Linked DNA regions of Homo sapiens: region 1 is linked to region 2. The links are chromatin loops, found by intact Hi-C in ENCODE. Cell type or tissue: HepG2. All regions are shown on one strand. Each heading gives the region's core, and the rest is flanking DNA. Links, peaks and the distances in the headings are about the cores only.

The links. Peaks named below come from ENCODE experiments on the same cell type or tissue, not always from the same donor. Only the 100,000 strongest peaks of a DNase experiment are listed, where the experiment ranks them.
Region 1: a loop joins it to region 2, with 1.8 times the contacts of the local background. A loop is called at or near these places in 1 of 110 quality-filtered maps.

What each region holds. Positions count from the first base shown.
Region 1 is chr13:72,538,615-72,555,867 of GRCh38, forward strand. It overlaps LOC124903181 (a long non-coding RNA gene), which reads right to left and starts at 6,134. Exons shown (of 2, transcript XR_007063820.1): 1 at 6,017-6,134; 2 at 2,560-3,413. In HepG2, for the core only: no CTCF peak of the experiment used is centred there; a DNase peak (open chromatin) is centred at 6,717.
Region 2 is chr13:72,388,204-72,405,456 of GRCh38, forward strand. No RefSeq gene overlaps it. Among named protein-coding and RNA genes, the nearest start is that of MZT1, 330 kb to the right of the region's middle. In HepG2, for the core only: no CTCF peak of the experiment used is centred there; no DNase peak of the experiment used is centred there.

The DNA of each region.
Region 1 (17,253 bases), core at 3,359-11,358, 150 kb after region 2:
TTTCTACTTAATGGACTTCGTTCTATTTCCTCAAGAAATTGAAGAACAAATGCAATTCCTCTCCTTGCTAAAATGTAAAGCAGCTGACAGGGCTCTGTAACCAGCCGTCATGTATTACTTTGGTAGGTTTTTCTTTGTCATTCTTCTCCATGAAGGAGAAGAGGGAACGGTATGCATGTAGGGGACAGAAGGGGACAGTATGCATGTGGGGGACATGTATGCATGTATGCACATAAGGGACATGTCGGGGACATGCATGCAGGGGGCATGTAGGCATTATGGGACATGTATGCATTAAAGAAGAGGGGACAGTATGCATGTAGGGGACAGAAAGAGGAGACAAAATACATGTAGCTGCCTTTACCTAGGCACCTTGGTTTGGGGACTCTGTGTCATGTCTCAGCAGTACCAAATCCCCATGGGTCTTTATGGAGAAGAACCCTTTGCAGGTTTCTAACATGTCAATTGTGCTACCTCTACTGACAGAAGAGATTTTTAATTTAGTCCAAATGATATGTTCCCTTACCCTCCATTCACTCCCCATGTTTGCAGGGTGCCAAATATGTGCCAGTTCAGTTATATGCTGAGTTCAGGAAAGTTTATGGTGATTAAGACACAACCCTTGTCTTCAAGGAGCTGACTGTCTAGAGCAAAATCTAGATGAGTTAACAGGCAGGTCTAGTACATCATAGGACCATAAGAGCTCATGGATAAGGCTCCAGTTCAGTCATGAGTAGTCCTAGAAGAACGGTTGTCTGAGAGGAGAACTAAGCAGCAGGCAAGCAAAAGGAGCAGTAGTAGAATGCCTCCCAAGGAAAGAGCCAAGCTTTGATAAAAGGCCAGAGACAGCAGAGAGTGTGATATATCACACATACTGTGTAGACAATAAGGTGGGTAGGAACAAGTGTTTACCAATATTATACAAATACATCTCTGCCTATAAGACATGTGTGTGGTGTTGTAGTCTACCCACAAGATTTTATGTATTAAATTGTGTGCTCTGTTTAAGTTATACTTGAATATTAAGGACTAAAATAAAATTCACTCATTCAGAGATCTGATCACTAAGATACAAAGAAGAATAAAGTGTTCTTGACTGTGAAACTCACAGTCCAGTGGAAACAATTTTTTTAAACTTGCATGTTGTCAGAAGCTGGTTATCTAGGTTTGTGAGATAGTTCTAAATGGTTTTGAGTAATTGGGTCAAGTAGATAGTCTTCTGAGACAGAAACCCAAAACAGAAGTCTCCAATAGAGGTCTGCTATGTTTTCTCTCCTCTTAATCAAAAATAGTAATTCCTATCCTTTAATGATAATTAAAAATCAAAATTCATTTTGATCAGTGATTAGCTCAATGACCATTTCTTATATTGGCCTTTCAGTCTCTACAGAGCTAAAAAAGATAAGGAGTTGAACTGGGTTGTGGGGGAGGCTGATGTGCATAGAGTGCAGAAATGGCAAGGAATAGGCTGTAAGAAGCTCTGTGAGAAAATTCTGAAAAGGAAGGAAGCCATCATTGGCAGTTAAGTGTTTACTAAGAAGGAAGGGCTAGTAATAAGGAAGTAAATTTGATTAAAGAAAATTATTCTGAATTCTACTTAAACTTCCGCCTGCTCCAATTCAAGGAATGTTTTCCTGAGATCCTCTTAATTCAAACCAAGGTTTCTCACCTTGGCACTATTGACATTTTGGGCTGGATAATTCTTTGTTTTGCAGGGTGGGAGAGGGAGCTGTCCTCTGCATTATAGGATATGTAACATCCATGGCCTCTAGCCACTAGATTCAAGTAGTACTCAAACGCATACATCAGTTTCAACAAACAAAAATGCTTCAAACGTAGCAGGATGTCCCAAGGGGGAGAAAATTAACCCACTTTGAGAATCAGTGATTTTAACTAACAGGGATAAGGAGCCAGAGCACAGTCAAAGAATTTAATGAGCTACTGAAGAGGATCCTTATTGCAAAAATTATTGTAATTCTACTATGGTAAATTACAAATGTTTTCTAAAAATTTTAACATGAATAATCTAGAGTCTGTTTGACACATACATGCGCACACACACATACGTGGATTTTTTCCTACCCATCTTTTTATTGCGTTAGTGCTAAAAAATAAGTTGTGCACTCTGTAATATAAGAATTAAATGGATTTCCAAATCAGCTTCCCGGGGCTTCAGAATAATTTCATGTTACCATATTAGTGCAGAAAAAAAAATGTATCTCATCAAAACTATTCCAGAAGCACCTCATTTTGATAGGAAAGTACTTTGTGATGATTACCTAATAGGCAGCATTTGTTGAAATGCTTTTAATAGACCTTTTTTATCACATGCAAAAGAATTTCAATGCTAGTTCAGTCTCCTGTTTCATTCTGTCATGAATCAATTTGTAGAGACATTTAGAAGTCAATAATCCGCTGCAGCTTTGATGACAGGTGATTAATTTCTACATTTTAGAGACGTAATAAGATTTAGCAATAAAAAGGCCTTGAAGTAACCTACCGAACAGCTTTAATCTCAGTCTTGGGACTGTTGCTAACATGAACGCTTGTACACAAATGTGAATGATTTAAGTTAGTAGGTTTTATTGCAGACTCCTTGTGTCTTCCTATTAATCTTGCTTTACAATCAGGCTATCCATGCAATCAATTTATGTTGGATATTTTTTCCCAACACAATGCTTGAAGGGAGGAGGGGGCTAACAAATTATTTACACGCAAAGAGTTTGTTCTACAAAAGAAGTCATTTTACGTGCTTATTGCTGAGGGGACGACTGATTTTACTGGTGTGGCAAGGAAAAAGAAAAAAGAAGTGAAGGTGGCCATCAAAAGATTCTGACGGATAAGTTCAAGGAATGGATGGTGATGAATGCTGAACCACAGCTAACACTTCCTTCCAAATAATCAGCTGCTCTCCCGTTCATAATGTCTTTCTTTTCATCCTTCTTATTCTGAAAATTGACAGAGGCCTCAAAGTAGTTTCTAATTCTTATCAAACGATTTCTATGAATGTAAGAGCTCATAAAAAGAGTGAGGTTAATCTAACCTGAAAAGAAGGGTTTCTCTTCTACTGCCACTGGGTAAACACCCCAATGTGGAAGGTTTTTTTTAAATAAATATATAAATCAAGGCAGATGAATTCAGTGTTCACATAATTCATCACTCCTGACCAACAAATGGAATGTTCTTAGGAAACACTAAGTATTCCTAAGGCACATGTTCCGGGTTCAGCTGACTTGTGCCTGTGCTTGTTAAATCTTGGGAGCTTGAGGTTTTGCTTTGTTCTGACATGTTTTTGATGTCAGCGGAGGATCATTGCTGAAAGTCTTCGTGGAAGTCATTTTTTCTTTCAGAAGAAAATGACGAAAGAAGAGATGGCTGCTTGACACACGTACAAAAACAAAGACAGCGTGCTTCTGGGGAAGATCCAAGAACAGGACATGGAGACAAAAATGAAAGACTTTTCAGGAGACCACCCAACAGAACAGAAACCAGACTCACCTCCCAGTGCTGTGCCCTCTCTTTCCCCAATCACCATGATCACGATTTTACTTTTCTCATTATTCTCCTTTTTTAAAGATTAGACATCTGTTATTATCCGTCATTATTTTCTCTTTTTTTAATTTAAATTTGGCATGCCTCCTATTAAAGTGTTTCTTAAAACAGTTCCTTCTTCCTTATTCCCTGAGTTAGGGCACCAAGCTAGGTATCTAACTAGGGAACCTTCACAGCTCGCCAAGTGGGCTTTGCTGCCTCCAGCCTTACCCTGACCACCCCCCATCTACCCTCAATGCTGCTGCCAGACTAACCTTCCCACAGGACTCCATGCTTGTCTGTTTGCCTTTTGTGTGTGTTCACACATTCCAGGAGCAAATCTGAGCAATTAACACATGCTGGGCACTGTGGTAGGAACTGGGAGTTTGAAGATGAAGACATGGTGTCTTAATTTAAATAGCTCGAAATCTATCCAGAGAGACAGACACATAAATAACTACCAGCGTGGTAAGTGCTATAAGAGTTCTGTGGGTATGTATTCACAAAAAGCAGTAGGTATCCAGCTGAAGCTGTTATTAATACCTCCTAAGAAGAAGACATCAGCCTGAAACCTGCCAAATTTTACCAGGAGGAGAGGGACTACCCAGACAGAGCAAGCAATTCAGTAAATACACGGAGTCATTCTTAAAATAGACAGATAGAAGATAGATGATAGATGATGATAGATAGATAGAGAGATGATAGATGATGATAGATAGATAGAGAGATGATAGATGGATGGATAGATAGATAGATAGATAGATAGATAGATAGATAGATAGATAGATGATAGATAGAGATAGATATAGAATATCTTATTGGTTTATTCCCTCTCTCTGTCTTCCTCTCTCATCCCATTTTATTCCTTATCTCTTGCAAATTTAGTGAAACACTACTCTCTCTGTTTGCTGCTTTCCCACTTACTCTCCAGTTACCACTTCACTGACACTGTTTCTCCACTTAGAAAGTAGGTAATCTCCTAGATGTCAAATCAAAAGTATCCTTTTCCATTCTTATCTTACTGAACTACTTTTGCATTTAAAACTTTGTGTGTGTGTGTGTGTGTGTGTGTGTGTGCCCTCATTTTTAAAACTCTACTTTCTTGGCTTTGACACACACTCAAGTTTTCTTATACACCTTCTTCTACCTCTGAGGCTCCTTTGTGGGCCTCTGCTTTTTTATCTACCTTTAAAAGTTGAGTTTATGAAGGATCTATTCTCATTGTATACACCTTCCTCCGGGGAGGGCAGAAATCATTCTTATGGTGATAAACAGTAGTCATCACCATTCTCCATCAGTCTCCAACCCAGGCCTCCCTCCTGAAGTAAGAATCATTTTATCCAACCACCTGGAGAATAGCTCATGATGTTGTATCTAACTATCTATAGAACATCTGTCAATGGGCCGCAACGTATTGTTTCTAAAGGGAAGGGAGGAAAGACAAAAATAAAAAATAGCTATAGGCATGTTTCATCTAGACTAATCAGATCCATTAGGCAGAAACTTGGTCTGTAAAGCAAGGAACACACTCAGAAGTTACACAGATGTTCCAATTAGATACACTGGTATATATATCTAACTATATATAGTGTGTGTCTATGTAATCTAGTCATAAATAATAATTTTATTTATTAGAGTATAGGATTAAACATGTCTGGAGCCCACTAAAATGAAACACAGTTTCTATAAAGACAAGGCTGTGGGTTCAGTTGGGGTGGGGGGAGTTGTTTTACTCTTTAAATGACAAGATCTTCTATTACTATGTTTTTTACTGCTCAAGAATCAAAAGATCCAAATTCATATCCTAAATTTGACTGTTATTCTTTCTACATAAAACTTTATTTTTTATTTCAGGATGTCCTCCGAGTTGCAGAAACTAAGTTGTAGATATATCACAAAAATTGACAATCCCATGAGTATTTGATCCCAACACAAAATATTCAGGATAACGCTTCACTTTCTCTCACTGGTCTTTCAACACTTCTTCTTGGCAAAAAAAAAAAAAAAAAAAAAAATTGCTTTAAAGATACACAGACGAACACACACACACATACACACAATTGATGATTATTATCACATCAATTTTAGAGGAAACAGAGGAACAGAGAAAATAAGTAATTTGCTCAAAGCTTGTCTGGATTCAGGTCAGTCCACCAGATGTCTCAGCTTTTACATAATTAAGAGAGAGAAAGAAAACAGAAGCTATAAACATGAGAATCTACATACACTAAATTTATTCTTCCTTGAGGTCCATCCTAAAATTACCTCTCCACTGCCCTCCACCCCTGACCTCAGCTCTAGGGGAAGATTTCTTCATTATTTCCCTACATTCAGTGTTCATTCCTAACCCCCAGTCCTTTGATCAATGTATTTCTACCACCCTCGAATGCCTTTTACCTTCTCTTCCCTGTCCAAATCCTTTCCTTCCTTCAAGCCTAACTATATCCTTGACTAGAAACTTCTTTGGCAATATGATAAATCTTACCATTTTTAGTTCTTTGTTCTTGAGTTATTTTCATGTATTCGATTCTTCCCCAGTACAGTGCAATTATCATGAAGACAAACAGCCATCTTATGTGTCTCTTCTTCTCCGTGACTTCATGGCTAGCTATATAATACATTATCAAAAAATACTTGTTTGAATGGATAACTAGATGGAGGACAGTAAGGAGTAGTAAAATAAATAAATAGAAATGGTAAGAAATAAAGAATCTTATATAAGTAAATATTGAACTTATGGGTTAAAGTATTTCAAAAGCTCATCACACACAGATAGAAATAGGCCTCTTCTAATAGTTTCAAAAGCTTCATAAAATAGTTTTTTTCCAATTATCCCAGCCTCCATGAAGTTGATGTAAATAAAGAAGAGAAGCTAACATTGATAGAGCACGTACTGTGTGCAAGGCCTCCATTGTGTACTTTGAAATACAATATCTCAGTCACACTGTACAACAGTCCTGCAAAGCATTATTACCCCACTTCTACAAGTGATAGAACTAACGTTCAGAGAGGGCAGTTAACATCCCCAAGATTAGACAGCCATCAAGTAGAGGAGCTGTACTTTGAACTCAGGTCCAAATGAATCCCCAGCCTATCTTTTTCTGTTAGTCTTTCTTTATACACTGTAAGGTAATGTTTGCATCCCTGGCTGTTCTGTAAAGCTAAATCAACACTAGCAATGCATTTCTAAATGTATGTGAAGAGCAGAAGGACCACATGGTTCTTGTACTTCCTCTGCTGGGTTAACCATTAACAATCAGCATCAACATCCATTCCAGTCTCTACAAATACCCAGAATCTCTGCACTCTGCACCTATCATTATATATGCCAAGGTCCCACTCTGGAAGGTAAACTTGCCAAAAACACATATATAATCCAGAGGTTACCCCTGCAGAGACACATTCTCCAATACTCAATATGCAAACATAAGAAAATAGACTTTTTCTGAAGTTGTTTTAATGAAGAGGGAGCGTTAGAAACCATGCTGAGGCAGCTTCCTGAAAAATCTTGGAAAGGGCCTCAGTCCTGTGAGCCACGGTTTCCTCAGCTGTGAAATGGGTATAATAACTAAAGGTCAATCAAAATAATTTTTAAAAGGCACCTGGAAAATAGTAGGTATTTAATAAATATTGTTTTACATACTCATTGACAGAAATATTCTTGATAGACATAATAAGAGTGCATAAAGAAGAAAACCAACACAAATTATTTGGTTGGTGTAAAAGAAATTGTGGTTTGGGCAGTACTGTCAATGGCAAAATTGCATTTACTTTTGAACCAACTATTTTAGACCATTCTCACACTGCTAAGAAAGACATACCCAAGGCTGGGTAATTTATAAAGGAAAGAGGTTTAATTGACTCACAGTTTAGCATAGCTGGGGAGGCCTCAGGAAACTTATAATCATGGTATAAGGGGAAGCAAACACTTCCTTCTTCACATGGTGGCAGAAAGGAGAAGTGCAGGGGAACTGCCCTTTATAAAACCATCAGATCTCATGAGACCTATTCACTATCAGGGGAAGAGCAAGGAAAAAACATGCCCCTATGATTCAATTACCTCCCACTGGGTTCCTCCCATGACACGTGGGGATTATGGGAGCTACAATTTAAGATGAGATTTGGGTGGGGACACAGGCAAACCATATCACCGACCTAATAGAATACAGACAAAATTTGACTAAGGTATAACTTTGACTGTTACTATAACAGATGAAAGGGCTGGGCATGGTGGCTCACACCTGTAATCTCAGCTACTCAGGATGATGAGGTGGGAGTATGTCTCAAGCCCAGGAGTTTGAGGCTGTAATGAGCTATGATCATGCCACTGCACTCCAGCCTGTGCCACAAAACAAGGCTCCTTCTCAAAAAAAAAAAAAAAAGAGAGAGAGATGAAAAAATCAGAACACGTATAAATATGATAGAATTATAGATTATCAAGAACTGTAAAGACAGAAAATTCTTAATTTGATGGGTATTGAAAGAATAAATTACTCGTTCCAACTTCTTACTTTTATTCTTCAATTATGTGCTGTCATAAATGTATCATGTACAGATGCAACATAGATAAGAGGCAAGGAAAATTATTTTAAAACATAACTAGCCTTATTGTCCACTCTTCCAATTTTTCCTGATTTTAGGTGCCAAAAACATATAACAAAGATGAAAACGCCACTAAGACAAAAGGATAATTGTTTGCTGTGTTAACTTCAAAGAGCTATTGCAGCACAGCAACATCTGTAATAAAACGACGGATGCCTGTTTTTTCACCAATGTCAAATCATCATAAAATACTGAGGAGATGGGAGGAATCAAATCTTGCAGTCCTTGAAATCTGATATGAAGTCTATAACCAACCCTGTGCAAGATGGGTAGCTTTTACAAGAGGACAAACACATTGTAAGGGAATGAATCAAAGCAAAGGATTAGATAATTGAAGAGGTGACAGCACATCAGATTGCAGGTGGCAGAGTGAGGTATGGAACAGGAGTTGCCTGCCCAGTAACACACAAGAAGAGTTACGACATTTATGCATTTTCATTTCTACAGGTGGGAACCTCAAATCATTCCATGGGCTAGCCTCTGAGTACCTCTAATCCAAGCCTGCCAAGGATCAGTTGATATACTCCTGTATCGTCAGAGATGGACCCAACATATTTCCAACAATATTTCTTTGGTCCTAACAAGACACATTTTAAGTCTAAATAACCTGTAAATTCAAACCTTATTTTCTATGGTTAAGATATATGCCCTTGCAGGCTCTATTATACACAGTCATAGATCCAGGAAACATTATTTGACCACCTACTCTGTGCCAGGCTGTGTAAGACAGTTCTTCTATGATTTCCCATTCAATCCTAACAGGCATGCTCTGCTGTGCATGCTGTTGTCTTTTTTAGTAGATGAAGAACTAAGAATCAAAAACATTAAGAGACTTACCCAAGATGATATACTTTAGAATGCTTTTCCCCACTAAAATAGCAAGTTTGATTGCCACTGCAGCATCAAAATACAGCAGGGCTAGAATATGCTTACATTGCACATGAGCTGAGAGCCCTAGAGCATGTGCCTTCTCTCTCCTCCCATGCCTCTGAATAAGGATCTCAAATGCTGGAAGTTCTCAGTCAACCCTGGCAGCTTTTGGTAACATTTTTCCCATGTTATTTCAGACAATGGATTTGTCCTTTTTAAAGACAAAATAGAATTTACTTTCCAACTTTATATTTTGCTATATTTTACAATATTTCAAGTTTTTCTTGTTCATTAGCAAATGAAATAACAGCATATGGCTAAAAGGCCTAAGGATAAGACTTCACCCCAAAGAAAGACAGCTAATCCTCAAAAAAAAAAAAAAGAATATTATCCCCTACTAACAGATCTCTATTCCAATTTTAAGTTATCTCCTTGACCTTAAAGATAATACTCTGTGGGAGTGAGAAACCTAAGACCACCGCTCTTCATAGCCAGTTGAGTTATGAATTTAAAATTTCCCACAAAATAGCAATAAATCCAGATCCAAAGACAGTTTAAGAAAGCTACAGAAAATGTTACTCTCTCATCCCAAAAGCTTTTCAGTCCTTAAAGAATTTAATTGTTTAAAATCTAAGGTCTTCATATAATCCAGCAATCCCACTACTGGATATATATCTACTCAAAGGAAAAGAAATTCATATATCAAAAAGATACCTGCACCCATATGTTTATTGCAGCACTATTCGCAATAGCAAAGATATGGAATCAACCTAAGTGTCCATCAAGAGATGATTGGATAAAGAAAATGTGTCATATATACACAATAGAATATTATTCAGCCATGAAAAACGAGTGAAATCATGTCTTTTGCAGCAACATGGATAGAACTGGTGGCCATTGCCTTAAGTGAAACCACTCAGAAACAGAAAGTCGAATACTGCATGTTCTCACTTGTAAGTGGGAGCTAAACAATGTGTACACATGGGCATAGAGTGTGGAATGATAGATATTGGAGACTTGAAAGGGTGGAAGCATGGGTTGGGTGTGAGAGATGAGAAATTATTTAATTGGTGCAATGAATTTTTTTTTTTTAGACGGTCTCACTCTGTCACCCAGGCTGGAGTGTAGTGGCACAAATCTCAGCTCACTGCAACCTCCACCTCCCGGGTTGAAGAGATTCTCCTGCCTCAGCCTCCCAAGTAGCTGGGATTACAGGCATGCACCACCATACCCAGCTAATTTTTGTATTTTTAGTGGAGATGGCGTTTCACCATCTGGGCCAGGCTGGTCTCGAACTCCTGATCTCAAGTGACCTGCCTGCCTCGGCCTCCCAAAGTGCTGGGATTACAGGCGTGAGCCACCACACCCAGCTAATGTGCCCAGCTAATGTTCATTATACTGGCTGGGCTGGGGGCAGTGGCTCACACCTGTAATCCCAGCACTTTGGGAGGCCGAGGCAGGCAGGTCACTTGAGATCAGGAGTTTGAGACCAGCCTGGCCCACATGGTGAAACCCCATCTCTACTAAAAATACAAAAATTAGCTGGGTGTGGTGGTGCATGCCTGTAATCCCAGCTACTTGGGGAGGCTGAGGCAGGAGAGTCGCTTGAACCCAGGAGGTGGAGGTTGCAGTGAGCCGAGATTTGTGCCACTATACTCCAGCCTGGGTGACAGAGTGAGACTGTCTAAAAAAAAAAAAAAAAAGAAGTTTATTGACCTCAAGAGGCATCTGGGAGCACCTCACTTAATCTTAAAAAGGCATCAAGGGAGCCCATCACTTAATCCTACTACAGATTTAATCTTAAAGACAAAGTGTTCCAAATTTTGGGTGGGATTCAATGGAGGAAGTCATGTTAAATGAGAACCAAATATTGAAATAAATAAGATAAAATTAGTACCCCTTCTAGCTCCAGTGGTGCAACCAAAGACCTGCCACACATAACTGGGCACTTTGTAGTCTCACCTAAAAAAATGTAAGATCCTTAACTGAGATATTTGAAAAACTCATGTCATATTTTCACTTCAGAAGAAACCTTATTCAACTTGTTCATCTTGGCTTCAGAACACATTTATCTAATAGTAAGTTCTTTTCAACTCATTTCATTCTGAAAGCCAGGTAGAAGTTGGCTGGAGTTAGGATAGTTTCTTCTTAGTCCTTAGGATTAATCTGGTCATTTGTCTGTTAGGAAAACATTCATTTCAATAGAACAGATTTCAGAACTTGATTTAACAACCCTAGAGCATGGCTGGAATTCCAAGATCCCTCTGGGGAAAAATGGGGCATTATAATAATAATTTCAGAAGACAAGAGTAAGTACTGTTTATCCATCACCTATGGGATGTTAGTGGGTGATAGTATTGAATAGATTCATGGTGCAGTGAAAATGGGCCAACTTTGAAGCCAGTCAATGAGTGACTTTTTCTCCGCTGTTTCCAGAGAATAGAACAAAATCTAACACATAGCAGGCCCTCAATACAAATCTGATATATGAACAAATTAATGGATCTGTTTCAACCTCTTCATTTTACATACAACACACAGAAGCTAAGAAATTTATCCTTGATTATTAGCAAAGTGAAACTCAGAATCTCTAGATTTTCTTCTTTGTCACATTGTGATGTTACCTGTTTTTAGTTTGTGGGTTTGCTTGTTTTGTTTTTAATGTTTAGGAAATTTAAGCCTGTATTGACTTACCTCACAGTGCCATAGCACAGAGCTTTCTAAATGTTTTGAATTACAGAAGTACCTGGTGTGTGTATTACAAATAAAGTTTCCCAGACTTCTACCTGGAGATTCTACTTCTGTATCTCTGACCAGGCAAGTCTGGGAAACATGGCCTAGCCATGTCTCTGGAGAAGAGGGCTCTCTGTTTGCTCACCACCAGCACACCTAGTTCAAGCCAGAGAGGAGAGGGTGAGGAGACACTCAGTCTGCTCCGCTGGATGCAGGAATATAGGATGCTTTGTTTATTACAGTGTCAAAGGACACTGAAGAGAGCACCAAGAGAGGTGATTTGAGGGCAGAAAGCACCTGGGAGATACAGCACTCACCTTTGATTCATTAATTAAATTTGCAGAAAGGCAGCTGCCCAAGAGGTCCTGCAGCTGCACATGCTTCCCTCCACCTTTTTATGAGAAAGAAACAAATGACCTCAGGGCAGATTGATGGAGGGTTTTTCTTCTTCCGGAAACTAAGCTTCAGCACCACTGGTCAGTATTCAGCCCTTTCTTTCTTTTCTTTCTTTCTTTTTCTTTCTTTCTTTCTTTCTTTCTTTCTTTCATTCTTTCTTTCTTTCCTTCTTTCTCCTTTTTTTTTTTTAACGGAGTTTTACTCTTGTTGCCCAGGCTGGCATGCAATGGCACAATCACGGCTCTTGCAATCTCTGCCTCCCGGATTCAAACAATTCTCCTGCCTCAGCCTCCCAGGTAGCTGGGATTACAGGCATGTGCCACCACGCCTGGCTAATTTTGTATTTTTAGTAGAGACGGGGTTTCTTCATGTTGGTCAACCTGGTCTCGAACTCCTGACCTCAAGTGATCCACACACCTCGATCTCCCAAAGTGCTGGGATTACAGGTGTGAGTCACCGCCCCCGGCCACATTCAGCCACTTCTATGTTCCATATCACTTACATGGCCATGTTTTCCTAACTACCATTGATCTGAAAAAGTTCCAATATAAATATTTATTTGCTGAACGAATGAATGAGGAGGGTTCTGCCTTCTATCATTAGCACTATTGTATACGAATTCATTTTGATAGCCCTTTTCTGGAGTCAATATCCTTTCCTTTCTGAGGTATGTATACTATAAACTGAATTATTGTGGACATTAGAAGAGAAAAACGAGAAGAAACAGTGACAAAATAGGAGGAAATACAGGATTTTGCATGCACAAATGCTAAAAGCCCTGAGAAAAACAAAATATCATGAGAAAAATTAAATCAGGCATTATAATTGCAATCTAGTCTCTATCAGTGAAGAAAGAGGTAGATGTAAAGCCAGCAGATGTACTTAAGAGGGATTATTACATTTTTATGAACTAAGCTAATGTAGTCCTGGATTGCAAATTCCATGAACACTATAATTGCTGAATGCAAGTTTCACAAGGGCAAAGTGGATGTCAGCCTGTCACATGGTGGACACTCAATAAATACTGGATGGATGAATGGATGGATGGATGGATGATCTTGGATATTTGAGAGAAGGACAAAGACATACCTGCAAATATTCTGAGCTCTTTCCATCTCCACAAGCCAAACTGTTTTAAGTCTCTGAAACCATGGTGAGATACAGAAGACAGGACCTACAAGGTGGAAGTCAGTATTCCTTTTCATAAAATCAACAATTCCTTTTCATAAAATCAACAAGCCCTATGAGGGCTGCTGTAGCAAAGTGCCAGAAACTGGGTGACTTAAACAACAGAAATGTACTGTCTCACAGTTCTGGAGATGAGAAGTCTGAGATCAAGCTGTTGGCAGGGTTGGTTCCTTATAAGGGCTATGAGGAAGACTCTGTCTGATGTCTCTTTCCTCTTCTGGTGGCTTGCTGACAATCTTTGGCCTTCCTTGGCTTATATACACATCACCCAATCTCTGAGTTTTCATATGGTGCTTTCCGTGTGTGTGTGTGTGTGTGTGTGTGTGTCCACCTTTCCCCTTTTTTATAAGGACACAAGTCATATTGGATTAGGGCCCACCCTAAAAGACCTGATTATAGCTTGATTACCTTTGTAAAGACCCTATCTGAGGTTCTGAGAATTAGAACTTCAATGTGTGAGTTGGGGTGAAGGGGACATAAATCCACCCATAGCAACCAGTTACCAAAATAAGTGCCACACAGAATGCATAGCATCTGCAACAAAAAAAAAAAGTAAATTATTGTTTAAGCTTTTCACTGAAGGGGAGAGGATATCCCAGTAACAAAGAGATAGTAAATAAAAATTAATACAAATAACTCATTGTTACTTAGCCATTTCTAAAATGCAATTCAAACTCTCTTCATTTAATTGCTCTCTATTAGTTTAGTGAGTGTACTTTTTAAGAATTTAAACACACAGCTCTAGTGTAAAAATATTTATAAGAGCCTTAGTAGCTTTACTTCCCATATCACTTCCCTCTCATCTTCTTTTATATTTAACAACTAAATTCCTCCAACACAGTGGTTTTTAAGAAGCTAGCCACCATGGTTGGAAAATAAATATCACATATAGTATTGCATATGTTTTGGAGAGATGTCAATCCAAAATAAATGGAAAGTTCTGGCTTTTGAAAAGATAATGTTCTAAGAAAATTTACTTATCCAAACAGTTCATTTCCTGACGATGATGAACAACTGAGATTGTGCTATTTATAGAAGTGGTTTAACTGGATATATACAAACGACAAAGTTCAGCTCATTTTATGTGAGAAAAAGTACCTTTATGAAGAATAAAAAGGAAAATACTAAAATAATATCCAACAAATCTTCTTAAAACTTAGATATTCTGTATAAGTCACATCCATTGGGAGTCCGGTAAACATCAAGAGGAAAAGATCAAATTCACTGTTAAAGTAACAGTCATAGCATTTGGCATTTTTGCTCTACGAAAGGGGCATCGAACATATCCTCTGAGCACACTAGACTTGAAAAAGAGAAAATTAAGGGGGCTAAATGTTAAGTCCTACAGTTAGAAAGCTCAAGAGAAATATAGTTACAATCACACAGGCACAGATTCTAAAGGGGAAAACAGACTCTAAATGTGAAGAAGCTTTAGGGAAAAAACTTATTTCACTGTCCAACAATTATAATTCTTCCTGAAGGGAAGGAAAGAAGTTTAAATCAAGAAGCCTTTGATATAAAAATCAAGAATTCATGTGTATTTACACGAATAAATAGAATTCTATAGATAGATAACCAGACAAAGGATTGTACTGAAACAGAAAATACTCCTTGACCCCTTCTTGGTCCTCACAACAGAGGTGCCTCACTTATCAGCCAGCAGCTCCCTACCCCTCGTGGGAGGAGGAGAATGCAGGTGAGCAGATGCAGGAGCCAGAGCAAGCACTTGTGGGTGCCAGCAGGAGCACAACTCCATGCAGCCCCACAGCAGCATCTAGGGAGTTACCCACGACCCCTGAAGCCCCAGAGGACATGTGTTACAGTGTGGTCTTTTAGCTTTGCTCTCTGTAGACAGCTTAAGTGTTAACAGCTCAGTGGAGGGTCAGTGTGACAGCCTTTTGCACCCACACCCGAGTCCTTATCTGGCATCCAGGAGGAATGAGGTTGCATGAACAAATTAAAGGATGATGAATGCAAAGGATTTTATTGCCAATGAAAATGGCTCTCAGTGGGAAGGGGAGCTGGAAGGGGGATGGAGCAGGAAGATGATCCTCCCCTGGAGTCCCGTGAGGGACTCTTCTCCAAAGTCCTGATGTCAAGTCGTCCCCCTGAAGTCAAGCTGCTTCTCTCTGATGTCCAGCTGCTTCATGTCTTCTCTCTTTCTATGCCTTCTGCCAGTTGGGTCAGGGGGTTTTATGGGTACAGGACTGGGGGCAAGTCCAATTATTTTGGATGTAAAATTATCTTGGTGATCCATGGCATATCAAAGTGAGTTTGAAAGTCCAAGATAATTCACAGGTATTCAATATTAAAGCAACTGGTGACAAGAATAAAGAAGAATGGGTTTTATTCTCATGTTCTCACTCGTATGTGGAAGCTAAAAATTAAAACCATTGAACTCAAGGAGATAGAGTAAAATGATGGTTTCCAGAGGCTGGGAAGGGCAAGGAGTGGGAGAGAGTGGAGATAGTTAATGGGTGCAAAAATATAGTTAGAATGAATAAGATCTAGTATTGGATAGCACAACCGGATGACTAAGTCAACCGTAATTTATTATATATTTTAAAATAACTAAAAGAGTGTAATCAGAATGTTCCTAAGACAAAGAAATGATAAATGCTTGAGGTGACGGATACTCCAATTATCTTCATGTGATTGCTATACGTGTGTGCCTGTATCAAAACATTACATGCACCCCATAAATATATATACCTACTATGTACCAATAAAAATTAAAAATTAAGGGGCAAGGCGTGGTGGCTCATGCCTGTAATCCCAGCAGTTTGGGAGGCCGAGGAGGACAGATCACGAGGTGAGATCGAGACCATCTTGGCGAACACAGTGAAACCCCATCTCTACAAAAAATAAAAAATAAAAAAAAAATAGCCAGGCATGGTGGCACGCACCTGTAGTCCCAGCTACTCGGGAGGCTGAGGCAGGAGAATCGCATGAACCCAGGAGGCAGAGATTGCAGTGAGCCAAGATTGTGCCACTGCACTCCAGCCTGGGTGACAGAGGAAGACTCCGTCTCAAAAATCAAAAATAAAAATAAAAAAAAAAAGTCACACACAAAAAAAAGAATAAAGAAGGGTTTCGAGGGAAAGATAATGAGTTCAGTTGCTAGACCTTTATTTTTAGGAAAAAAACTGCATTTTTACATATTTGATATATTTATTTCATGTATTAGGTCCATTTTCACACTGCTATAAAGACATACCCAAGACGGGGTAATTTATAATATAAAGAAAAGAGGTTTAGTTGACTGGGTCCGCGTGGCTAGGGAGGCCTCAGCAAACTTACAATCATGGTGGAAAGGGAAGAGGCACATCTTACATGGCAGCAGGTGAAAGAGTGAGCAAGAGCAGGAAAAGCTGCCTTATAAAACCATCAGATCTCGTGAGAACTCACTCACTATCACGAGAACAGCATGAGGGAAAACACCCCCACGATCCAATCATCCCCCACCTGGTCCCTCCCTCAACATGTGGGATTATGGGGATTGCAATTCGAGATGAGATTTGGGTGAGGACACAGAGCCAAACCATATCACCACATAACTCCATTTATAAGTATTCTCTAGCTTTAAAAAAGATTAAAAACATCTGGATTTGAATGAAGGTTTTTGCATAGTTACTCCAATTCCATTTTTAAAAGGTGAAAAGGAGGTGCCTATATAGTTATGTGATTTTTTTCTATATACCTAAACAGTGTCAAACATAGGTATTTTAGGCTGTGACTTGTGACCCCAGCCTTGTGCTCAGATCCCTTGACCACATATAGCAAAGAACATCATGAATCAATGAACTTCTAACCTGGTAAGGACCTTAAGTTTCCCCTAGTCCAAACCTTTGATTGCGCAAGAAGCTGAGTCCCACATATTTGCCCTGGCTCACATAGTTAGTGTGGTGACAGGCCCCAGATTAGAATCCAAGG
Region 2 (17,253 bases), core at 3,143-11,142:
AGCCTCTGAATTCCAGACATTGTGAACATGTGATAAAAAGAAAGAGTATACAAACTGATAGCCAAAAACTGAGTTATTCTGGTTTCTCCTTACCTCACATTGTACCATGATAAAATTCTACAATGGAAACAAAATTCTGCAGCTTTTCCCCATCTCTCTTCTTCCTTTCCACATCCTTGTTCCTTTTTTAAGTAACTATATATTTATGAAGTAAGGTATTGTAGAGAGAGTCTGGGTCTTAAAATCAGGCAGATGAGTATTTAAATCCCAGCTCTGCCACTGATAAGTTACTTAAATTCTCTGAGGCACAGTTTTATGATGTGTAAAACAGTGACAAAACTTTCTTTAAAAATCACTGTCATTAAATATAAGGAATAGCAAAAGGCTTAAAAACATTACAAGGAAGCAACCAGCCAAATCCAAAATATAGAATATGCTTCATGGTAAGTGGTCAGGTTTCCTTAACAAAAATCAATGGTACAAAAAGTGTAGAAGGGCACTTAAAGATTAAAGAGAGAGAGACATATCAGCCAGATGCTGAGTGCTATGGTCTGAATATTTGTGTTTCCCCAAAATCCATATTTTGAAATCCCAAACCCAAGCTGATGGTATTGTATTAGGAAGTGGCAGGGAGGCAGGTAGAAGTGATTAGATTATCTCCTACTCAATGGGATTGGTGTTCTTATAAAAAAGACCCAGAGAACTGCCTTGCCTCTTCTACCATGTGAAGACACAGCTAGAAGGCACAGCCTATGAGGAAGTTTACCTTCCTCAGACACCGAATATGCTAGCACCTTGATCTTGGACTGTGTGGGCTCCATAACCATAAGAAATAAATTTCTGTTGTTTATAAGTTACCCAGACTAAGGTGGTTTGTTATAGCAGCCTGAGGACAAAGATACCATGTATGAAACTTGTTTGGATCCTGATTTAAGCAAACTCTATTAGGCCATTTCTGTATTGCTATAGATAAGTACCTGAGACTGGGTAATTTATAAAGAAAAGAGGTTTCATTGGCTCATCATCCTGCAGGCTTTACAGGAAGCATGGTTCTGGTATCTGCTCGGCTTCCAGGGAGGTCTCAGGAAGTTTATAATCATGGCAGAAAGCAAAGGAGGAGCATGCACATCACATGGCAAATGCAGGAGCAAGAGAGAGAAAGAGAGAGAGAAGGATGGGAGGTATTCACACACTTTTAAACAATCAGATCTCATGAGAATTCACTATCATGAGGACAGCACCAAGGGGATGGTGTTAAACCACATATGAGAAATCTGCCCCCACGATGCATTCATCTCCCACCAGGCCCCACCTCCAACACTGGGAATTACATTTCAACATGAGACTTGGGTGGGGATAAATATCCAAACTACAACACAAACCAACTACAGAAGAATTTTTTAAAAAAATAACTGGGGAGATTTCAATATAAATAGATGGTAGGTAATATTAGTAACTTGTTTCTTTGGTTTGTCATGTGCAATAATGGCATTGTGGCTAATTTTTTCTAAACATCTTTATATGTTACAGACATATTAAGCATTTATGTGAAATGTCTGAGATTTGTGAAATATACTATAGGAAAAAAAGTGAAAGTATAGCTGTCCTTGAATCAGAAAGGGGATAATAATTATTGAAGCTGGGTGATGAATATCTGGGAGTTTATATTATTCTCTTTACCTTTGCATATATTTCAAATTTTCCATAACAAAACATTTTTTAACTATTTTAAGCATACACAGGAGAAACGCATTAAATGTAACTTTTCTTCCCCTTTCATAAATTTATATATATTTTGGAAACAGTAAATAGCCTTTCATTTCTATTAAAGAGAAAAATTTCCCCCCCCAAAAAATAAATTTTTGTTCAACATGTATTACTGTCACCCACTGAGTAACCAGCATGCCATTCAAAGTTTTTCAAATGCTTTAGCAAAATTTTCTCAAAACACACTTATATGGGAAAATGCAGCCTGAAAATAAGAAAGGTTGTCACCCACATATTAGAAATTTCAAACATTTTCTGCTCTAGATAAGGTAAAACAGAAGGTCTGAGGCATGCACACATGGAAGTCTCCTAGTTTCTTCTCTTATGAGAGAGAAACATGCCCAGGAAGTAAAGGGAGGGAACTCTAACTAAGCCCTGTGAGTGCCCCACCACTCAGGGGAAGAAAGGATTGTAGTGAGCCACACAGAAACAATAACAAAGACAAACCACTTTCCAAACTAGGATCTAGCAAAGAATATACTGTATTAGGAAAGGAATGAAAAGTCCCTGTGGCTGATGCCTGGAGTACATGACATTTGAAACTGCCAGTTCATTTTATAGCTTTAAAAGTTATACGTATTTAGTATAGAAAATTTAGAGAGATATACCCGGTTACAAAGAAGAAAGTAAAAGTCACCTATAATTTTATACCCTAGAAATAACCACGAGTAATGTTTTATGGATATTACTTTTAGCCCTTTTGTTTACTTATGTAGAGCTCAAATATATGGAACTATTTTCAATGAAATTAAGATTATACTACAGAAAACATTTATATATTGCAGTTAGCAAGTAATTTTAATGGCTGTATAATATTCTATTGTTAAAAATAATGTAGAACAGGGAGTAGAGAATGATGTGAACTTGAGCACATGATTACTTCCCCAATCACCAACCCCTCCCCCAATTCTAAAAACAATAATTTTAATAAGATAAAATGGGAGGACTGCATCAACATTGGGAACTAGAAAAGAGAGTCATGAACATGTCAGAAGCACCAAGGAACTTCTGCTAGGTAGATTAAGGAAGACCGACTAATGATGACTCATCACAGAAAGTTCAAGGTGGAGCCCCAAGGCCTCTCAAACACTCTGGGGCTAAGGAGGCATAGAAAATTTCCAGGTGAAAATCCTATGAGTAAGCAAAATTCCAGGAAAAATGCCAAGGTAGTGGAGGCAGTGGGATAATGAACAGATATTATGTGGCAATACCGAATGGAGCATCTCCAGAGGACATTTCTCAATAGCACCATTGTTCGTGGTAAGTGAATACTTCACTTTTTCTCCTGCTTCTGTCAAGTAATTGATCACGAATTAGCTTTGAGATTTCTGCTTAAAGGCAGGTGTCCATCTGTATCCAAACAAATCAAGAAACCCAACAATAATTCTCCCTATTTCCAGAGATAATCTCATGCTTGGTCACAATGCTCACTATTTAAGAGAAGAAATAAGTGGAAAATAGATATAGATAGTAGGGCCTGTAAAAGAAATCTTTAACTGGAGTCAACAAGGTCAGAGGCAGAAAACATTTTTATAACATTTAGTGCAGGCAAAGTATTTCAGATACAAGCTGGAAGAAACATTGTTTCTACAAAAATAAAGATGCAAATTGAGACAGTAAGTCAAAGGACAGAGATGAAAGAGAACCAACTAATTGATGAGCAGAAGTGCAAAGGCAGGCATGTGAGATCAGGAATGATTTGAAATGAAACAGGTAATAATGGAATGTCAATACTTAATTCATTAAAATTTCTAGTGTTTAATAAGCTCCAGAGAACAAAATGAACTGTGTGAAAGTCAAATACAGAGTTTGGCCTTGAAAAAACCTCCCAGAATACAGTGGAAAAGAAAAACCAATGACAATTATTAGATAGAAGATTGAGAACAGACAATCACAACCCTACATACAGGTAATTTGTGTTTCTCAAGACTGCTACAGATGAAAAACAATCCATATCCAAAAGAGATAACAGACAAAAACACACCTAAACTGAAGAAAATCCTGCATCAAGAATAGAAATAATGTGTCCTGCACTAGAAAAATAGTCACTAGAAAGAACTAATAATTATAAATAGCCTGGTAGAATTATTGAATTTCACACTGACCATAAGCATCTTTGCAACGGTATGTGCATGTAGAGGATAACTGAGTTTTGAGGAGTTGGGATCCAGGATTTAGAGATTTACCAAAGTTTATTCACATGTAACGCAGCAAGACTGTCTCAGATACCAACGACTCGGTAAGTATTCCACCTGAGATCTCGCCCCGTGAGAAGTAACTACAACATTTCTCCAGCCAACTAAGAAATAATTCAGAATAATAACCTCAATAAGAAAGTCACTTATGGAAGGACTGCCACTGAGCAATGAATCTTCAGAAATGGTCCCTGTAAGGTCCTCCTTGCTCAGCCTCACAACATCACCACTTCCCAGTTTTCCACACACTCTCTTTTGCTGCCTCTACCTCCACCTGAACTTTCAATGTTGGAATTCCTTGGGATTTGTTCTTGGTCCTCATATGTTTACCTGTTGTCCTATACAATAGCACCCTTTCTGGTAGCTCAAAAGACCATGTATATACTTATGACTGTCAGTTTATATCTCCAGGGAACTCTAGACTCACCCATCCAGCTGCTATTTGACATCTCAGCTCAGATATCTCATACACATCTCAAACTTAACATGTCCCAACAAAATTTTCTTCAATGTTGTTCCACTTCATGTAGTCTTCCCTAACTCAGCAAAAAGCACCACAAAGTTGCTAGACCAGAAGCCTAGGAGATATCCTTTAGTCCTCTCCTTCCTTCAAACCTCCATATTCAATCTACCAACCAAACTTTTCTATTCTATATGCAAAATATACATCTTGAAACTTTCCAGTTCTCTCCCTCTCCAGGGCAATTATTCTAATCCAATCCCCTATCGTCTGTCACCCCGACTACCCCAACAGCTTCCTAGCTGATCTCCCTACTTCTACCTTAAAGAGCTCTTAATATGTTCTCTATGCTGCTGTCAAAAAATATGTTTTAAAACCCAAATTGGATAATTTCATTTCCCTGCTTCATATTCTTCTGTGGCTTTCATTGCATTACACATAACATTAAAACCCATAAGCAAAGCTTATGTGCCCTATAAGATCTGGTACCATCTCTGCTCCACCACAGCTGATGCCTCCCTATGTCATTGCTCACCAGGCTCCAGCTTCTGCAACTCTGAACATTTCCAGAGCATGCTAGGTTCTGTTCCCACGTTAGGACACATAGATGGAATATGTAGTTTTTGTATCCATTATTCTCTGCCACCCAAGCTCTGCACGGCTGCCTTCTTCTCAGCCACCTCCTCCACTGCCATTTCCTATCCCAATACACCGTTTTTTCCTTCAGTGGCCTTACCACCAAATTGTTTGGATTATTCTGTAATTATTTTGATTATTCATCTTTTCTTTGTTTTCTGCCTGTCTCTGCCATAAAAATAAAAGCTTCCTGAGGACAAAGTCTATGCCTTTTTCACCATTTTATCCCCAGGAATTTAGCACATTGGAGAGGTCAATGCATATATATTAAAATATATTGAATGAATGGATGGGTGTTGAAAATGTACTTGCAAACAGAATACTTAGATTTATAGTAAAACAGCTTATGATTCAATAATCCCACTACTACTGGGTACATATCCAGAGGAAATGAGAACAGTATGCCAAAGAGATATCTGTGCTCCCACGTTCATTACAGCATTATTCACAATAGCCAAGATATGAAATCAACCTAAGCCCATCAGTGAACAAATGGACAAAGAAAACATAGTGTGTATGTGTGTGTGTGTGTGTGTATATATATATATATATATATAGTATGTATGTGTGTGTAGGTATATATACATATATAGTGTGTGTGTGTAGGTGTGTGTGTATATATATACACATAGTTTGTACGTGTGTGTATTGCATATTTATAGACACACATATACACATATACTATGTATATGTGTGTGAGTATATACATATATATGTATATATATATCTATCTACAATGGAAGATTATATACCCTTAAAAAAGAATAAAATCCTGTTATTTGTGATGCCATGGATAAATCCAGAGTATATTACATAAAGTGAAATAAGTCATGCACAGAAAGACAAATACTGCATGATCTCACTCATTAGTGGAATCTTAAAAAACTGAACTGATGGAAGCATAGAATAGAATAGTAGTTACCTGGGGCTGGGTTGAGAAGGAGAGTAGGGTGAAATGCTCAAAGGATACAAAATTTCAATTAGATAGGAGGAATACGCTGAAGATGTCTCTTGTACACCATTGTGACTATTGTTAATAACAATGTTTTCTATTCTTGGAAATTGCTGAGAGTAAATTTTAAGTGTTCTCGCCACAAAAACGATAAGTATGTAAGGTAATGCATATGTTAATTAGCTTATTTTAGGCTTCTACAATGTATACATATATTAAACCATCATATTGTACATGATAAATATATAAAGTCAAAATTTTTGATGAAAATAAATTACCAAAGCTGACTCAAAGTGTTATCCAATCTAACAACTATGGAATGTAAGAAAGTAGAACTACCAAACAGCTACCCCTGAAAATGACACGGGGCCCATATTTTTTTAATAGACAAACTTTACTGATTATCCATTTGAAAGACAAATCATTCCTACAGATGCTTTAAAAGGTATTTTCAAAAGCATTAAAGAAATGAAAAATATCACCATTCATTTTACAGTATTAACATTACTAAAGAAAGAAAATTTCAAGGAAAGAAAACTGTAGAGCAAATTCATTTAGGACTGAAATACAAAGCATCCTTAAACAAACAAACAAAATGAATCCATAACAGTATTCTTAAAGGTTAGCAAACACCGTGACCAAATAAAGATCATTTTAAGAATGTAAAGATAGTTTGCTCTTATTATATAATCATCTCATTAGATACCCAGAAGGTATTTAATAAGATTCTTAAAAAATTCAAAATAATAAATTCTGAGTAAAATAAGAATAGGACAGCAGTTTCTTTTTTAACTGTTGTTTTAAGTTCAGGGATACACATGCAGGTTTGTTGCATGGGTAAGCTTGTGTCATGGGAATTTGTTGTACAGATTATTTCATCACCCAAGTATTAAGCCTAGTACCCATTAGTTATTTTTCCTGATCCTCTCCCTCCTCCCACCCTCCACTCTCCAAAAGACCCCAGTGTGTATTGTTCTTCTGTACGTACGACAACAGTTTCTTACCATGCCTTAACATCTATCACAAAACAACATTCAGGATCTTGTTGAATGATAGGGAGTAGACTCATCCCTATAAAAATCTGAATACAGGCCACGCCTGTTGTCCCAGCACTTTCGGAGGTCTAGGCGGGCAGATTACTTTAGGTCAGGAGTTCGAGAGCAATCTGCCAACATGGGGAAACCCGGTCTCTACTAAAAAAAAAAAAAAAAAAAAAAAAATTAGCTGGGCATGGTGGCTGCGCCTGCAGCCCCAAATACTCAGGAGACTAAGGCACAAAAATTGCTTGAACCCAGGAGATGGAGGTTGCAGTGAGCCAAGATCGTTTCACTGCACCCCAGCTTGAGCGACAGAGCATGGCTGTATCAAAAAAAGAGAATCTGAATACAAGGATGCCTGTCAACATCATTCTGAAAGTACAATTGGTGAAATCATTAAACAGGGAAAAATATTAATATTATAGATGAGGTAGCAAACCTATTATTATTGTCTACCTAGACACCACAAAAGGGAACAAATGAAATTTGACTACAACTATTAGGGAAGTTCAAAACTATGACTAGTTACAGAATTAACATAACACGATTCAATTCCTTTCCTAGATAATAATAACTGTCGAAAATCTAGAAATGGGAAATTATCTTATTCATAATACAACCAAAAATATAAAATGCCTGGGAGAAAATATTAATGATACATGGCATCTTTATAAAGAAAACTACAAAACTTTACAGAGGAACATAAAAGAAGATGTGAATAAATTGAGACATCATGTCTCTGGATATAAAGCCTTAACAGAGATTTTAGTTATGTCAAAATTAATGTATGAATGTAACAAAATCATATACAATTTAGCATAGTAGTTAAATGTACAGTCTTAGGAGATGAGATGTTGGGCAAGTTACTTAACCTCTTTGAACTGTTTTCTCAGCTTAGAAATAGTCAGGAAAGAATATCTGTCTGGTAGAATTGCTGCAGAGATTTAATAAAGCAGTACATACAAAGCCTTTAGCACTGTGTCTGCCCTCTAGTTAGGATTAATAACATTTGCTATTTTAAATTACTATTATTTCACGCTGAGTCAGGGGTTTAAACATTTTCTGTAAAGATATAGGTAGTAAATATTTTAAGCTTTGCAGGCCATATAATCTTTTTCTCATATTTTTCTTTTCTGTTTGATTGTTTAAAACCCTTTAAAAGTGTAAAAACAATTATTAACTTGGGTCTGTATAAAAAACAGGCCACGGGTCAGATTTGGCCTGTGGGCTATTGTTTGCTGACCTATGTTCCAACCAAGTAAAAGAAATTTAATATCACTAATAACCAGAGAAATGCAAATTAAATACAAATTATCAGATGGGGAAGGTTTTTCAAATATCATAGTGTTTATAAAGATATGTGGACATGGGCACTCACACACTATTGGTGAGTTTATGACTGGTAGCCGGTTCTTATGGAGACATTCTTATATCCTTGAATAAGGATGTTTATCATGAGTTTATTTGTAACGTTGAAAAATCAATAACACTTAAATGTCTAACAACAGAGGATTGGTTAATTAAATTACAGTTCCTCTATACAATAGAATAACATTCAAGTATTAAAAATAATGACAGATCTTATACAATCTTTCTAAATTGGAAAACAGAAGATTAAAATAGTCTTATCAATAACTCATCATACAAGAGAGCTGGTGGACGAGTTAGGTTAAGTAACTCCATATTCAGGAAACACATCTGAGGATGATTCAATGTCTCTCAACAAGGCTGGGCACTGCCTTCAGTGGATACAACAGAAGGAAAAACCCAACCTCAAGTAACCATGACAATCCACCAGGAGCAAGCTCCTTCATCTTTAGGAATGTCTCTTTTCAAAATCTTTTTTAAATGTGGTCCAATGTAATAGATTTTTCAGATTTCCTTGTTATTCTTAAAGACTTTCCAGTCTATCCAAGGCTTTTGAAAAATGTGTAGCATTCATGGAATAGTATTTCTGTTTTCTGGGAAGGATCATCACTTTTTCTATTTTTTTACATATAGTGTACACTCTGAACTTTGGATAGGTTTTTTTTTAAGGCTAGGAAAACTGAAACATACAAAATTCATCATCACCTATTTTAGTAGCCACCTATTTTAGTAACCTCATTGACTTTGTGGCATAACCTCTTGAGACTACATAGGTTTTCTACTCCTGTAATGTTCCAAAATCTTTATTCCACAATCTGTACCCAGCTGCTCAGACGCCCACACTTTAGAATCTAGCCCACATATTTAAATGTCTAGTGAGTTCATGTCATTGCAGATAAGTAGTGTGTTACTTCTCCAAGGTAACCAATAAGATGTTTAACTGTCAGCCTCCAGGGACAATGACTGACCTGCAGCAGTGTCTTTGTCCAGTAATTAGGTTTGAGGAAATTTGGCAGGCTGGTTGAGTGGGATAACTAAAAAGCCTTTAATGTGAGGTGCCTATATGGAAAGCTTCATTCCGAGGAAATCTGCACCCAGGTATTGTCAGTGTATTTCCTTCTTTCAGCTCCCAACCTTTGCTGGTTTTGGTTTTAGTTTTTTTGTTTGTTTGTCTTTTCTGAGAGTTCCTGACATCTTTCCCCACCTCCCCACTGCCCAGTGTAACCGAGGAGAAAACAGAGACACCTGGGCACCCGGGGAGTTGTTTTGTATTGTTTTGTTTATCTCTACCTATTTAAAGTACTGAATGCAGTGGAGGTTTATATAAGCACCCCTTATGATTCAAAACATAAAAACTTGATGCTAATGCAAGCATAGAGGTGGAGAAATCCAGGTAGGGTGATGGTAGCTTTACCAAAAAAGAAAAAAAAATTAATGTGAAATGAGCAAACATAAGTGGTCAAGCTACAAGACCTTGGGTATAATTCTTTGATGAGCAATTCTATGCATGACCTTCAGAGGAAACTTACCTATTTCATGATTTGTTGACAGGCTGGTGTTTGACATTTTGACTAAAGGACCTAGTTACATTGTGAAAAGAGGAAGATACCCTTTAGGTAAGGAATATAAACAAATGTCTTCAACCCAGACATTTTTGAAAGAGCTCAAGAGACTCCCACTAAAGTGCATGGGTACTTTTGAAAAAAGATATTTTAGAACCTATGAGCTTGCTGTTAAATTATTTTTTCAGACTTATACAGAAAAATATAGTGGATACAATTTGATCATTTAATCCAAGAATTAGAAAAGCACAGCTATTGTAAAGGAAGAGACTGGAGAAATAAAAAGGCAAGAAGAGTATGAATGAAATGTTTAAGCTTCAACCTATTTTTTTCAAATATGTAGATCCCTTGAAATTTCTGATCAAGAATAAAGATAACATACAGGGAGATTAATGTTTCTACTTATCTTTACCATAAGGGACATTCGGAATGTTCTTCCTTCTAAGGTACTGTTTAAGAAAAAAATAGAATATTTGACAGAGATTGAAATCTCCAAGGAGAAAGTTATAAAACATCTCGAGAAAACTCAGCCTCACTAGAACAGAAGGAGTGGATGACATTTAGCAATTAACTCTGAGAAAATAAAAAAATGTGCAATACAAAAATGCTGATAGGTTTTGCATAAAACAGAGTAATCTATTTTGGCCTTGAACAGCTGTTAACAGTTCCTTCAAAGTCACTAACTAGCATTCAGCTGAAAATTCCTTTCTATCATCTATGTGCCTACTATGGAAAAAAAAAAAGGCGGGGGAGGGGAAGGAAAGGTGAGTTTCCTGTTGTACAGAGATTTGTTAAAGGAGAGAAAAAGATTTTATTTTTAGTATGCCAAGTTTTAATAAAGGATCTTTGTAGTCATGCCTTTGGAGGTTTCTTCTCCAATGGTAAATTCACTTGCTGGATAATTCTATTCAGTACATAATCCTTCTTTTTGAATCATCAGGTCCTGCAAGATGAACATCCTGGACATTTATGAATGAGATGCTCTAATGGGCATCTTAAATTCTCTTACTAAATATTTTATCTTATATAAAAGGAAATTCATTAAAAGTATGTTAGGCATTCTTTTATTAGAATAATGTTGGATGGTTGATATCAAGGAAGGGCTATACTTTAAATCATTTAAATTTTTGTATTGCTCTTTGCAAGCCAAAAGTTATTATCAACAAGCTGAGGGTTCCATTTAATCACAAGTAAATATAGTACAGCAACTACAAATATCTCAAAGAAATGTCAAGCTGAAGACAGAGGCCCACAAAAAGTTCATGATTGTGAAAAGTTAACATACTCTAAAGAAGGTTTTAAAGTTATTTTGGCAAAAAACATTCTATTGATGAAATAAAAACATTTTTTCAGCACGCGGCTTTGTGAATATTGCTGACAGGGTTAATTACATATTTTAATAATCAAATGTGTGCTTGTTGCCTGTAAATATGAATTAAAGCACATATTTACATGTATAATCAATGTAAATTAATCCTTATTTTCTTCTATGGTTAGATTACCAACTGCATAGAGTTATAGGCCGGGCACGGTGGCTCATACCTGTAATCCCAGCACTTTGGGAGGCTGAGTTGGGTGGATCATCTGAGGTCAGAAGTTCAAAACCAGCCTGACCAATATGGTGAAACCCCAGCTTTACTAAAAACACAAAAATTAGCCAGGTGTGGTGGCGCGTTCCTCTACTCCCAGCTCCTCAGGAGGTTGAGGTGGGAGAATTGCTGGAACCCAGGAGGCTGAGGTTGCAGTGAGCCGAGATTGTGCCACTGCACTCCAGCCTGGACAATAGAGCAAGACTCCATCTCAAAAAAAAAAAAAAAAAAAAACCTTAAAAAGAGTAAATCATGGGCTTTTGTAAGGCATAAAGCTAAAAAAGAGTGTTTTAATAAATGATCTATATCAGATCATTCTCGTCTCCAGTCCATGCAATTTCCACCTATTCAAAATTTCCACTCTATTCTCCACCTGGCTATCTTTCAAAACTATCTCAAGTTCACCCTCCAATCCACAATGATCTCTCCTATCTATGAACCAAGGTCACCTAACTTCACAGCACTCATTTGGCAATTAGTCATTTGGCGAAAATATCACCTGTGGTATTTCTTTAATTGGTATTATTTAATATCTATACCTATCAATCCATCTATCTATATCTCCTTCTTTCTCTCTTCCCCTCTCTGGGTCCTTCTTTACTCTCTCTCTCCCTCTGTCTCTCTTCTTTACCTTTTAAACTATGTTTTAAGCTTTATGGGAGCAAGTATCAGATAAAGTAAGATGTATGACTCACTATTTCATTACATATAACACTGTCTTGCATACAGTAAGTGCTCAATAGAAGTTTCTTGATTTAAGAAGTGAGTTTTAAAAATCTACCCCTATAATGGAGGCCTGGCAGGTGTCTGCTGAGACTTAATTAAACTGATGAGCTAAGATTTGAAAGATGGAAAGTGGTAGGTAGCTAGACAGTAGGGTTTAGCAAGGCTTGGCAATCTTACAGAGGTGTCGTGCCAAATCCTCATTCATCCACTGCCTCCCAAGGTCGGATACATGGCAACTACTTTGGGAGAGGGGAGCATGGCAGATTCTCACAAATAATTCACCTACCTGCCCTAACAGAGCCCACTGTGATATGAAAAGGTTCTGATGAGTTTCTCAGGACAGAAATGCCAAGGACATGAAGGACAAAAGTTCGCAGGCCTTCAATTCACAGAATGACCAGGGAAGAGGAAAAATTTGGACATTTCTTCCTAAACACCTGAGTTCCTTTTACCATCCAAGCACGCGAAAGCCACAGTCTTAATTATCAGTTAAGAAACACAGTTTTACTTGACAACCAGATGAGAGAAAGATAAGGCACTTGAGGGAAGAGTTTCTGAGAGAAATTTGGTAGCCCACAAACTTAATTCTTCCTTCACATTTTATCTGTGACATCAAAACCACACCAATAGTATCTTTTTTTCATTTCACCACTACACAACCTATGCATGTAACAAACATACACTTATATCCCATAAATTTATGCAAATAAAAGAATCTTAGATCTAAAAAGCAAAAGACATTTTAAAAAGTTTAGAGCAAGTTTTGCCCCCAAAATAGCAAATAGAATAAAGAGAAACAGGATTGGCAGTGGAAAGATAAAATCTTCCAAGAAACCTTTAATTCTTCTTGATTCAGCTCTGGAATATATTTATCCTTTGCATGATGCTCAAAGTTGTAGAAATGGAAAACCTGACTGAAAGATTTACTAGTAATTTAGTCACCAAAGGTACTTAGTCCAGTTAAAAAAAAAAAACCAGTAAAATACCAGAAATTCCTCTATGTTAACCTTCCAGAATACTAAGTAGGTTCTAGTGGAAAATCTTGAATCAAATGCTTGTAGGTTTTAATATAAGCTCAAAATCATTGCAACCCACTCTCATTTTCTGAGAAGGAAGGAAAAGAATCAAAACTATGATTTTGGAAAAATGACAATTGGATGTAGGAATATGTAGAATTATATATAAAAATTATATAATTTTTGCTCATGACTTCTTTGAAAATAAAAAATGCATTTACCAATATATTTAACATAGAATTTCAAAGGATCCAAAGACCCATATTTGTGAAACCCATAAAAGTCCATAAACCTCAGATAAAAAAATCCCTGTTGCAGATGGAAATACCAGCTGCATGGGGGCTCATGGGAAGACCACTGAAATTCTACAGACACATGGTACCTTTCCTAGTCAAAGACCCAACTGTGATGACATAGTTATTGGAAATGCTTTGAATGCAGTAAATTTACTTTGAGTCAATATAAGTGCAGCAGACAGACTAATGCCCCACCCCGCCACAAAGATGTCCACATCCTAACCCCTGGAACTTGTTCATATGCTCTTACATGGCAAAGGAGGATTAAGGTTACAGAGAGAATTCAAGTTACTAATCAGTTGACTTTGAGATAAAGATATTATCCTGGATTATTTGAGTAGATCAAATGTAATCACAAGGGTTCTTATAAGTGAAAGATGGAGGCAAGAGAGTCAGTCAGAGTGATGCAATGTGAAAAAGAATGGACTGGCCATTGCTGGCTTTGAAGATGAAAGAAAATCACAAGTCAAGGAATGCAGGTGGCCTCCAGAATCTGGGAGAGGTAAGGAAATGAAATCCCCCATCAAGCCTCCAATGAGAATATAGCCCTGCCAACATCTTCACTGTATCAGTCCATTCTTACACTGCTATGAAGGAATACCTGAGACTGCGTAATTCATAAAGGAAAGGGGTTCAATTGACTCACTGTTCTGCAGGGCTGGGGAGGCCTCAGAAAACACAATCATGGCAGAAGAGGAAGCAAACACATCCTTCTTTACGTAGCAGCAGGAAAGGGGAGAATGAGTGAAGGGAAGGAAAGCCCCTTATAAAACTATCAGATCTCATGAGAACTCACTCACTGTCACAAGAACAGCATGAGGGTAACTGCCCCCATGATTCAATCACCTCCCATCAGGTTCCTCCCACGACACATAAGGATTATGAGAACTACAATTCAAAATGAGATTTGGGTGGGGACATAGCCAAACCACATCATTCACTTAAGCTTAGTGAGATCCATTTCAGACTTCTCCCCTTCAGAACTGTAAGATCATAAATTTGTGTTGTTTTATGCCAATAGTTTGTGGTAATTTCTTACGGCAGCAAGAGGAAACTAATACAATAGGCAAGAAGAACAGAAGTAGAAAGTTGTCCTTTTTCTGCTAGCCTGGCAAGCCAGAGGGATTGGTATACTGAGCAGAGCAGCTCAACATTCCAGAACTATAGGAGGTTTTGATCTGAAACCTGTTCCTCATAAAGAAAAAGTACAAAATAAGTCAATAAGGAAATAAATATATCCAAGATAAATTGATAACACTTTGATAAGCACTTATTATGCATTCACAGGCTGCAATTCAAGGAAAAGCATGCAAGATCAATGTAGGTGGGTAAGTCCCTCCCTGAAATCCAGAAAGAAGGCTTGGCCTGAAAGCGTCTTTTTGATGGCAGAAAAGAAAATGCATCTTTAGCTACAGTCTTTCACAAATCCATACATCAACTGATTTTCTATCAAAAAAATAGTTCTATAGGTATGACTATAGTTACAATCAGAACAGCTGGCCTTACAAAAGAATGTATTTCTCATAAACTAAGATAAAAATCCTAGAAGTGTTTTCTGTATCACTCAGCTCATTTTTCTTCACACATTAGTCTCCGTACCCTTCCTTTATCTTTGCAAAACTCAACTTGACATTGGTACCTACATCAGTAAGTACTAATAAGCAAGCAAAAACATATTTCTTTCCCAAAAATCCATAGACAAACATTCAGTGTCAAGGACAGATTTTTTTTTTCCTATAAGTTTTGAGGACCACCTACAACAGCCATGACAGCTGTGCTAATCGAAAAAGCAAACGAGGCCACAAAGGACTGTTCTTTGACCATGTAATCAATTTTCCACTCAATGCATTGTTCATTCTTGGAGACTTTAATGCCAGAATTGATTTTAACAGCCATTATAGAAATACTTAAGTCAAAGGGCTTGCAACCTTTTTTAGCATGACCAATGGAATTTTTAAAATAGATATGTGAATAAATCATTGAGTATGATTCATATACTCTTTTAAAAAGGTTCTTTGAGTCACTGTCCAGACACATTCTTTACAAGTAGTCAAGTGGACTAAGTAAAATCCCATACTGAGAAATAGTGCATTAGCTCCATTTATGCTTATAAAATTATGTTTGAAACCATTTTCAAACCATTTGTATACCATTTTCAGCAGCTCCCAGAAAAGCCAATAGATAATCAGGTAGCATATAATAGATGACCACTATTCAACATGAAACCTGAAGGAGTCGAGTAAGCAGTCATGATGACAAAAGTGTGACGTCAATTTGTAGTCAAGACAGATATTGAAGACCCCAGAAATGAAGAGAGATAATAAAGAGATAGCTAATTGCTGCTCAAGGTTACTAGGTTAGAAGTTGCTCCACATGAAATAAAATGTTGATAGAATTAGTTAAATTCCTATATGTATTTCTCAAAAATTCAAAGAACAAGATAAACTAAAATCCTTTGCTTATTCATATATTTTTTGATAAGAGTTACTTGGGGCATTCCATGTCTGGAAACAGAAATGCACATAAAATGAAGTCTAAGCCATAATTAACATAAAGAACAAGCAATCTATTTAAAAAGGATGCAGATTTACAGATATTTAATGTGTGGAAGCTTTTCATAACTGATAGTAGAGCTTTAGTTTGTACTACCATAGTAGATAAATTTCTGATAAACTAGTATCTGTTTAAATCATAACAAAAATGGGATTGCCCAATAAGAAATTGTCCACAATTTTATAATTAGATTGAGTTTATGTTTGACTGAACTAGTATAGAATCCAAGTCACTGGATTGGAAGATTGATAGGTAAATGTCATTATTAGATTCCCCCCTCAATATTACTATCTTACATTCACCCGCTTCCAAAAGACTTTAGATTCCCCACTCTGAAGCACATCTAGGCTCAAACATTTTCATCATAGGGCGTATGCCTGGAGTTTAACAAGTAATTATTGTTCATTGAGTGAATAGTGTTGTTACAGTATAACCAGGCATCCATCAGAATTCTCAGCACCATACCTATTCTTAAGGATGTGTCCTATGTGTCATAGGGTGCACTAGTGACACAGATACGACATCCACATTAGCAATCAACATTTATCTAGAGTTCTGCATGCACCATAAAGCAGAGCTTTAATTCCATTTTAGGTTTTAACTAGGAATAAAGAAAGTAGGCAAAAGATGATGTCTTTCCTCATCTTTGTTCAGTGTCAACACTGAGCACCATTGATTCTTCTTGAAGCTGAATATGCCTTCTTTTCATGTTTCCTCTTCAATAAAAACAAGACAGAAAAGGTTCTCAATATAAAATAATTTCAGTTTAATTCCAGAGAAACGTAGAGTTAAACTCGCTAAAATGTTCATTCTTAACATCCCATGGCAGGGGGGCAGACAAAACAGTATATTTATTGATTTAACAGTCAATAAAAAGTCACACTTTGAATGTAACTAACATCTGATATTCTGAAAGTTACTGATATTAAAGGTGCATTAAAAGTCATTCATAGAAGATAATGAGTGAAAATTTCAGGGAAGGATATAGTTTGAATTTTCTCTTTGAAGATGGAGAGAATAAGTCAGCTTGACTGATAATATGAGGTGATTTCACATCAAGAAAAAGATCTATTAGAGCATGCATTAAAAATGGCAT